2 separate regions of the Homo sapiens genome follow, and region 1 is linked to region 2. A link is an interaction called in ENCODE POLR2A ChIA-PET data of the cell type or tissue named here. Cell type or tissue: A673. All regions are shown on one strand.

Region 1 (4,000 bases), 270 kb after region 2:
TCCCAAGTAGCTGGGACTCCATTACAGGTGTGCACCACCATGCCCGGCTAAATTTTGTTTTTTGTTTTTTTTTTCTTGTTTGTTTTTGTTTTTGAGACGGAGTCTGGCTCTGTCGCTGAGGCTGGAGTGCAGTGGCACAATCTTGGCTCACTGCAACCTCCGCCTCCTGGGTTCAAGCAGTTCTCTGCCTCAGCCTCCCAAGTAGCTGGAATTACAGGCGCTCGCCACCACGCCTGGCTAATTTTTGTATTTTTAGTAGAGACAGGGTTTCACCATCTTGGCCAGGCTGATCCTGAACTCCTGACCTCATGATCCACCTTCCTCGGCCTCCTAAAGTGCTGGGATTACAGGCATGAGCCACTGCACCCGGCCTAAATTTTGTATTTTTAGTAGAGATGGGGTTTCGCTATGTTGTCCAGGCTGGTCTCTAACTCCTGACCTCAAGAGATCGCCCGCATTGGCCTCTCAAAGTGCTGCGATTACAGGCCTGAGCCACCAGCACCCAGCCCATAAAGTTTAATAGTTGAAATTTGTAAGGGCACAAAGGTGTTTTTTTCTGGAAGTGTGAAGTTCAAGTCAAAAGCTCACTTAAATCTATAAGGACTCTCGGTTGCTATTACAAGTAGAAGAAAATTAATGAATTGTCTTGTTTAAATTGTGTGATACTTCAGTGAGTTGTAATGCAATTAAGTATAATGAATCACTGACTTTTAGAGATGTCAGAGACTTAGAGAATTCATGGGGAGGAAACTGAAGAGAAGAGATTATCATTGACGAGTAGTGCTAATTTACTAGTCTCTTTCTACTTAATCTCTGGATTGCTTTGAATTAACAATTTTAAATGTTTGATATTGGCCTCATTGTGTTTTTGAGATAGTTCAAAGTTGTGTCTATCCTAGCTTGGCTCGTGATTTGGTCTAAGTGTAGCTGTATTATTAATTCTTTAATATAAAAGATGAGAATTCTTTTAAAGGGGTTCTTTTAAAAGGGAAACAAAGTTTTTCTGTTGTGTTTGCTAATTTAATTTTGTTTGTTTGTTTCAGATTGACGTGAGTGAATTCAGATATAACTCAAGCTTGTTAGAGGGCTTTTTAAAAATAAAAAGTTGATTCCGTGCAAGAGAGCAAGTTACTGCTGCTTACCGTTCAGAGACTTACAGGTGCTTGCCTGCATTGCAATAAAGGACTCATTTATTGAGCAAGACTTATATTTATCTCTTCATTTTGGAGAGCCTAATAAACTGTTATTACAGTTTCTCTACTGACTTTCAAAAGTTTTGAAGTTTGAAAGACCTTTGCAATTAAAACAGCATGAGCACGGCCAGAACAGAGAACCCTGTTATAATGGGTCTGTCCAGTCAAAATGGTCAGCTGAGAGGCCCTGTGAAACCCACTGGTGGCCCTGGAGGAGGGGGCACACAGACACAGCAACAGATGAACCAGCTGAAAAACACCAACACAATCAATAATGGCACTCAGCAGCAAGCACAGAGTATGACCACCACTATTAAGTAAGTGTTAGAGTAAATTATTAATAAACACTTGTGGGGAACCAAGATTTGTGTTACTTTGGTGTTGACTATTAATACTTATGCCTTAATTTAACCATTTTGATTCCAAATAGAGGACAGATGACTTTGTTTTATGGCCAGTAGGTATTTGCAATAGAATAATATATTTCTGCCATAATTTGTTCAGCAAGTAGTCATCCTGAGGTCAGATGATACACACAAATTTTGTATAAATGGTTTTTGGAAACATTTCTGGCTTTCATAATTAGTGTAAAAGTTATTAGCTTAGTTTGTTGTAAATGAATAAAATTATTAGTCATCTCGTTTTTGTCAGTATAGTTTTTTTACGACTGCACCTTACCCTAGTTAAACAGCAGATAAAGCCAACTTTATGTATTAAATTTAAAGACTCAGTCTGAGTCTTTAGAGTCTTTAAAGACTTGCCCAGCCTTCTGAACTCCAAGCATTATTCACTCAGAAAATTTTCTCGTAACTTTTTTTAGCTTATGGAACTTAGCTTTTTTACTTTAAAAAAAAAAAAAAGTTGGCTGGTTGAGGTGACTCATGCCTGTAATCCCTGTACTTTGGGGAGGCCAATGTGGGAGGATCACTTGAGTCCAGGAGTTTGAGACCAGCCTAGGCAACATAATGAGACTCTGTCTCTACCCAAAAAAAAAATTTTTAATTTTTTTCCTCCTTTTACATATAAAAAGGGAACTAAGAATTTTGAACTCACAGAACACAGTTCTGAACAGTCTCAGAAACCTTTTGTTAACCTTAAAATTGAAGAGCCTCCTCTTACTAGAGGATATTTTTTCTTTTAAAGCTGAAAGTATGTAGGCTATTTGTTACTTTTAAGTGCATAGTTTAAATTACAATATTTGAATGGTAACCATCACTTTAAAGATTCAGTTATAGGAAATTAACATTTAAGATTCTTGACTCCAGTTGATGTTTGGCTTTTGTTAAGAACTTGCCATATAGGTCCGGGTGCAGTGGCACACGCCTGTAGTCCAAGCACATTGGGAGGCCAAGGTGGGCGGATCACCTGAGGTCGGGAGTTCGAGACCAGCCTGACAAACATGGAGAAACCTTGTCTCTACTAAAAATAAACCCCGTCTCTACTAAAAGTACAAAATTAGCTGGGCGTGGTGGCACATGCCCATAATGCTACTTGGGAGGCTGAGGCAGGAGAATCACTTAAACCCGGGAGGCGGAGTTGCAGTGAGCCGAGATTGCACCATTGCACTCCAGCTTGGGCAACAAGAGCGAAACTCCATCTCAAAAAAAAAAAAGGCCAGGTGCGGTAGCTCACGCCTTTAATCCCAGCACTTTGGGAGGCTGAGGCAGGTAGATCACGAGGTCAAAAGTTTGAGGCCAGCCTGACCAACATGGTGAAACCCTGTCTTTACTAAAAATACAAAAATCAGCTGGGTGTGATGGCATGCGCCTGTAATCCCAGCTACTCAGGAGGCTGAGGCGGGAGAATCACTTGAACCCGAGAGGTGGAGGTTGCAGAGAGCCAAGATCGTGTCACTGCACTCCAGCCTGGGCAACAGAGAAATACTCCATCTCAAAAAAAAAAAAAAACTTGCCATATAAAATAATTTAACCCTGGGAATCTTTATAAGATGTTGACACTGGGTTACTGAACTGAGGTATATGTTTTATTACAACCTAGATCTTTTCACTTCCTACAGAAAAATAGCTTATACAAGCTACCAGACTGTCATATAGTTACCGTATGTGGTTCACTAGGACCTCTAAGAACTAATTTTCAGCAGAATTGGTTAGGTCATTGGGAGAATTGGTATTAGTGTATATTCTGTTATTTTTAAGGTGAATGCTTTAATTGGTATAGAAATGAATACTACTTCAGTTGTAGTTTGTCTTGGCAGAATGTAAGTAGGTTAGCAAAATTTAGACTATTTTTAATTTTTTTTATAACTTTTTTTTTTTTTTTTGAGACAGGGTCTCACTTTGTTGCCTAGGCTGGAGTATGGTGGCACGATCATGGCTCACTGCAGCCTCAACTTCCCAGGCTCAAGTGATCCTCCTGCCTCAGCCCTACAAATAGTGGGGACTACTGGCATGCACCAGTAGCGACGGCGTTTTGTCATGTTGCCCAGGCTGGTCTGGAACTCCTGAGCTCAAGTGATCTGCCCACCTCGACCTCTCACAGTGCTGGGATTACACATGTGAGCCACTGCGCCCAGCCTATTTTTAATTTTTTTTTTTTTTGAGATGGACTCTCACTCACTCTGTTGCCCAGGCTAGAGTGCAATGGTGTGATCTCGACTCACTGCAACCTGCACCTCCTGGGTTCAGTTCAAGCCATTCTCCTGCCTCTGCCTCCCAAGTAGCTGGGATTACAGGTGTCCACCATCACGTCTGGCTAATTTTTGTATTTTTAGTAGAGATGAGATTTCATCATGTTTGCAGGCTAGGCTTGAATTCCTGACCTCAGGTGATCTGCCTGCCTCGGCCTCC
Region 2 (4,000 bases):
ATTGCAGACGGAGTCTCGTTCACTCAGTGCTCAATGTTGCCCAGGCTGGAGTGCAGTGGCGTGATCTCGGCTAGCTACAACCTCCACCTCCCAGCCGCCTGCCTTGGCCTCCCAAAGTGCCGAGATTGCAGCCTCTGCCCGGCCGCCACCCCGTCTGGGAAGTGAGGAGCGTCTCTGCCTGGCTGCCCATCGTCTGGGATGTGAGGAGCCCCTCTGCCCGGCTGCCCAGTCTGGGAAGTGAGGAGCGCCTCTTCCCGGCCGCCATCCCGTCTAAGAAGTGAGGAGCGTCTCTGCCCGGCCGCCCATCATCTGAGATGTGGGGAGCGCCTCTGCCCCGCCGTAGCCACCCCGCCAGCCGCCCCGTCCGGGAGGGAGGTGGGGGGCCAGCCCCCGCACGGCCAGCCGCCCCGTCCGGGAGGGAGGTGGGGGGGCGCCTCCGCCCGGCCGCCGCCCCGTCCGGGAGGTGGGGGGCGCCTCTGCCCGGCCGCCCCTTCTGGGAGGTGAGGAGCCCCTCTGCCCGGCCACCACCCCGTCTAGGAGGTGTACCCAACAGCTCATTGAGAACGGGCCATGATGACAATGGTGGTTTTGTGGAATAGAAAAGGGGGAAAGGTGGGGAAAAGATAGAGATCGGATTGTTGCTGTGTCTGTGTGGAAAGAAGTAGACATGGGAGACTTCATTTTGTTCTGTACTAAGAAAAATTCTTCTGCCTTGGGATGCTGTTGATCTATGACCTTACCCCCAACCCTGTGCTCTCTGAAACATGTGCTGTGTCCACTCAGGGTTAAATGGATTAAGGGCGGTGCAAGATGTGCTTTGTTAAACAGATGCTTGAAGGCAGCATGCTCGTTAGGAGTCATCACCACTCCCTAATCTCAAGTACCCAGGGACACAAACACTGCGGAAGGCCGCAGGGTCCTCTGCCTAGGAAAGCCAGAGACCTTTGTTCACTTGTTTATCTGCTGACCTTCCCTCCACTATTGTCCTATGACCCTGCCAAATCCCCCTCTGCCAGAAACACCCAAGAATGATCAATAAAAAAAAAAAAAAAAAAAAAAGGAAGAATAGACTCTCTCTGGGACTGCCAATAATTTTTCCTTCTAAGCATAGACACCGGACCACTCTCCACCTAAGCATCACGAAAAATGTAGAGAAAGGAAGAGCTAAGAGCTCCTTAAACAAGTTCAGGCTTGACACAACCCTGGCCCTGACAGCCAGGGTCTTCAAGCGGGCCTTTCTGTGAAGGGTGGCCAGGCATCAACTTAGTAGGAGAGAAAACAGATGACTTATTTCCATCCACACTTAAGGAAAATGCAGTCTCCAAGGACTGCGTACATTTCTTTTTCGAGAAGGAGTCTCGCTGTTGTCGCCCAGGCTGGAGTGCAGTGGCGCAGTCTGGGCTCACAGCAACCTCTGCCTCCCGGATTCAAGCAATTCTCCTGCCTCAGCCTCGTGAGTAGCTGGGATTACAGGCACCCGCCACCACGCCTGGCTAATTTTTGTAGTTTTGGTAGAGACGGGGTTTCACCATGTTGGCCAGGCTGGTCTCGAACTCCTGACCTCCAGTGATTCGCCCGCCTTGGCCTCCCAAAATGCTGGGATTACAGGCGTGAGCCACCGCGCCCGGGCGACTGCGCACATTTCTATGGAGCTGTAAGTTAAAAGAGAAGGCAGTGAGGTGCTTCTGTCATTCTATGACAGAAACAGCTAAAGAGTAGAGAAATGTTCACAAGATTTAATAGAACAGAAATAGGAGAAGGTGCACACAAGCTCAACCAACTATAGCCTCACAAATAAAAGTGTCTTTTGTGTGTAGTACTTAAGTTTGGAATATTCTTTCTTATACAAATGAGTGGGGCTTAACCTAAGAAATCCTGGCCAGATTCTGCGACGAATGCATCGGTTATCTCTGACCCATCAGCAAACATCTTTTTCTGTGGCTTCAGTTTCCTCAGTAAAACAGAGGGGGTTGCGACGGACTCAGTCCGAGGGACAGCCATTCTCCAACGTCTATCCAAAGCCTAGGGCACCTCAATACTAACCGGCAGGCCAGCGCCCCCTCCGCGGGGCTGCGGACAGGACGCCTGTTATTCCATTCCTCGGCCGGGCTCTACAGGTGACCGGAAGAAGAGCCCCGAGTGCGGGACTGCAGTGCGCCCGACCTGCTCTAGGCGCAGGTCACTCCCGAACCCCGGCAGCAAAGCATCCAGCGCCGGAAAAGGTCCCGCGGTCGCCCCGGGGCCGGCGCTGGGGAGGAAGGAGTGGAGCGCGCTGGCCCCGTGACGTGGTCCAATCCCAGGCCGACGCCGGCTGCTTCTGCCCAACCGGTGGCTGGTCCCCTCCGCCGCCCCATTACAAGGCTGGCAAAGGGAGGGGGCGGGGCCTGGGACGTGGTCCAATGAGTACGCGCGCCGGGGCGGCGGGGGCGGGGCCGGGCGCGCAGCGCAGGGCCGGGCGGCCGAGGCTCCAATGAGCGCGCGCCGCGTCCGGGGCCGGCTGGTGCGCGAGACGCCGCCGAGAGGTTGGTGGCTAATGTAACAGTTTGCAAACCGAGAGGAGTTGTGAAGGGCGCGGGTGGGGGGCGCTGCCGGCCTCGTGGGTACGTTCGTGCCGCGTCTGTCCCAGAGCTGGGGCCGCAGGAGCGGAGGCAAGAGGTAGCGGGGGTGGATGGAGGTGCGGGCCGGCCACCCCTCCTAGGGGAGACAGCGTGCGAGCTCCGGGGGCGGGTCGGGAGCGCAAGGGAGGGCCGCGCGGACGCCGGGCGCTCGGCCTCGCACCGGGGGGCACGCAGCTCGGCCCCCGGTCTGTCCCCACTTGCTGGGGCGGGCCGGGATCCGTTTCCGGGAGTGGGAGCCGCCGCCTTCGTCAGGTGGGGTTTAGGTGAACACCGGGTAACGGCTACCCGCCGGGCGGGGAACCTTACCGCCCCTGGCACTGCGTCTGTGGGCACAGCGGGGCCGGGGAGTGAGCTGGGAAAGGGGAGGGGGCGGGACAACCCGCAGGGATGCCGAGGAGGAGATAGGCCTTTCCTTCATCCTAGCTACCCCCAACGTCATTACCTTTCTCTTCCCGTCCAGGCCCAGCTGGCTTTCCCCGTCAGCGGGGGAGCTCCAGGTGTGGGGAGGTGGTTGAGCCCTGGGCGGGGATCCCTGGCCGCACCCCAGGTGTCTGACAACAGGCACAGTGCTGCGGTGCGCCACTCACTGCCTGTGTGGTGGACAAAAGGCTCGGGTCTCCTTTCTCTTGTCCTGTTAGCTTCTCTGTTTAGGGATGTGGCAAAGCCGAGGACCCATGCTCTTTCACTTGGGCCTTTGTGTGGGCGCTGCTGGGATGATTAGAGAATGGTTTGTACCCATCAGGAGGGAGAAGGGGAGAAGTAGGCTGATCTGCCCTGGGTAAGAATGAAGTAGATATGAATCTTACAGCCTCTCCGTTCTGGGATGTGATTCTGTCTCCTTCACTCCGGGTATCCAGTTTTAAGTGTTTTCTTTCTTCGCCTCCCCCAGGGGCACTATGGCAGACAAAGTTAGGAGGCAGAGGCCGAGGAGGCGAGTCTGTTGGGCCTTGGTGGCTGTGCTCTTGGCAGACCTGTTGGCACTGAGTGGTATGTACCCCAGTAGAGGGAGCAAATGGATAAATGATGACTGAAGGATGCATGATGGGAATTGAGCTTGGGGCTGTTGGCCAGAAGTCTCTTGAGTTGTTAGGTCCAGGCCTTTTTGTCTTTTGCCATCTTCGTTTACCCATGGAAAGTGGTATGCTTTGATTAGAGGGAGTCCCAGGAAGGTGGGCGAAGGGAGAGCTAACTGACAAACCTCTTTTCCCTTCAGATACACTGGCAGTGATGTCTGTGGACCTGGGCAGTGAGTCCATGAAGGTGGCCATTGTCAAACCTGGAGTGCCCATGGAAATTGTCTTGAATAAGTGAGGGTGGCCCCCGTGTTAAGGGTGGGGAACGAGGGAGTCTGGGCTCCAAGTGTGAATGTGTTAGTCATAGTG

What was found. Peaks named below come from ENCODE experiments on the same cell type or tissue, not always from the same donor. Only the 100,000 strongest peaks of a DNase experiment are listed, where the experiment ranks them.
Region 1: POLR2A ChIA-PET joins it to region 2 with 9 read pairs; 10 of 35 experiments call an interaction of 5 or more read pairs at or near these places.

The regions. Positions count from the first base shown.
Region 1 is chr11:118,783,562-118,787,561 of GRCh38, reverse strand. DDX6 (DEAD-box helicase 6) reads left to right here. Exons shown (of 14, transcript NM_004397.6): 2 at 1,044-1,510. The coding sequence starts at 1,311. Among named protein-coding and RNA genes, the nearest start is that of DDX6, 5.6 kb to the left of the region's middle. In A673, no CTCF peak of the experiment used is centred here; a DNase peak (open chromatin) is centred at 2,081.
Region 2 is chr11:119,055,675-119,059,674 of GRCh38, reverse strand. It overlaps HYOU1 (hypoxia up-regulated 1), which reads left to right and starts at 2,470. Exons shown (of 26, transcript NM_006389.5): 1 at 2,470-2,655; 2 at 3,508-3,605; 3 at 3,832-3,925. The coding sequence starts at 3,515. RefSeq lists enhancers at 1,963-2,012, 2,372-2,871, 2,872-3,372 and silencers at 2,243-2,522, 2,613-2,892. In A673, CTCF peaks have their summits at 2,001, 2,593 and 3,610 (motif pointing right); DNase peaks (open chromatin) are centred at 2,444, 2,954 and 3,614; H3K4me3 peaks cover 2,558 bases; H3K27ac peaks cover 2,333 bases.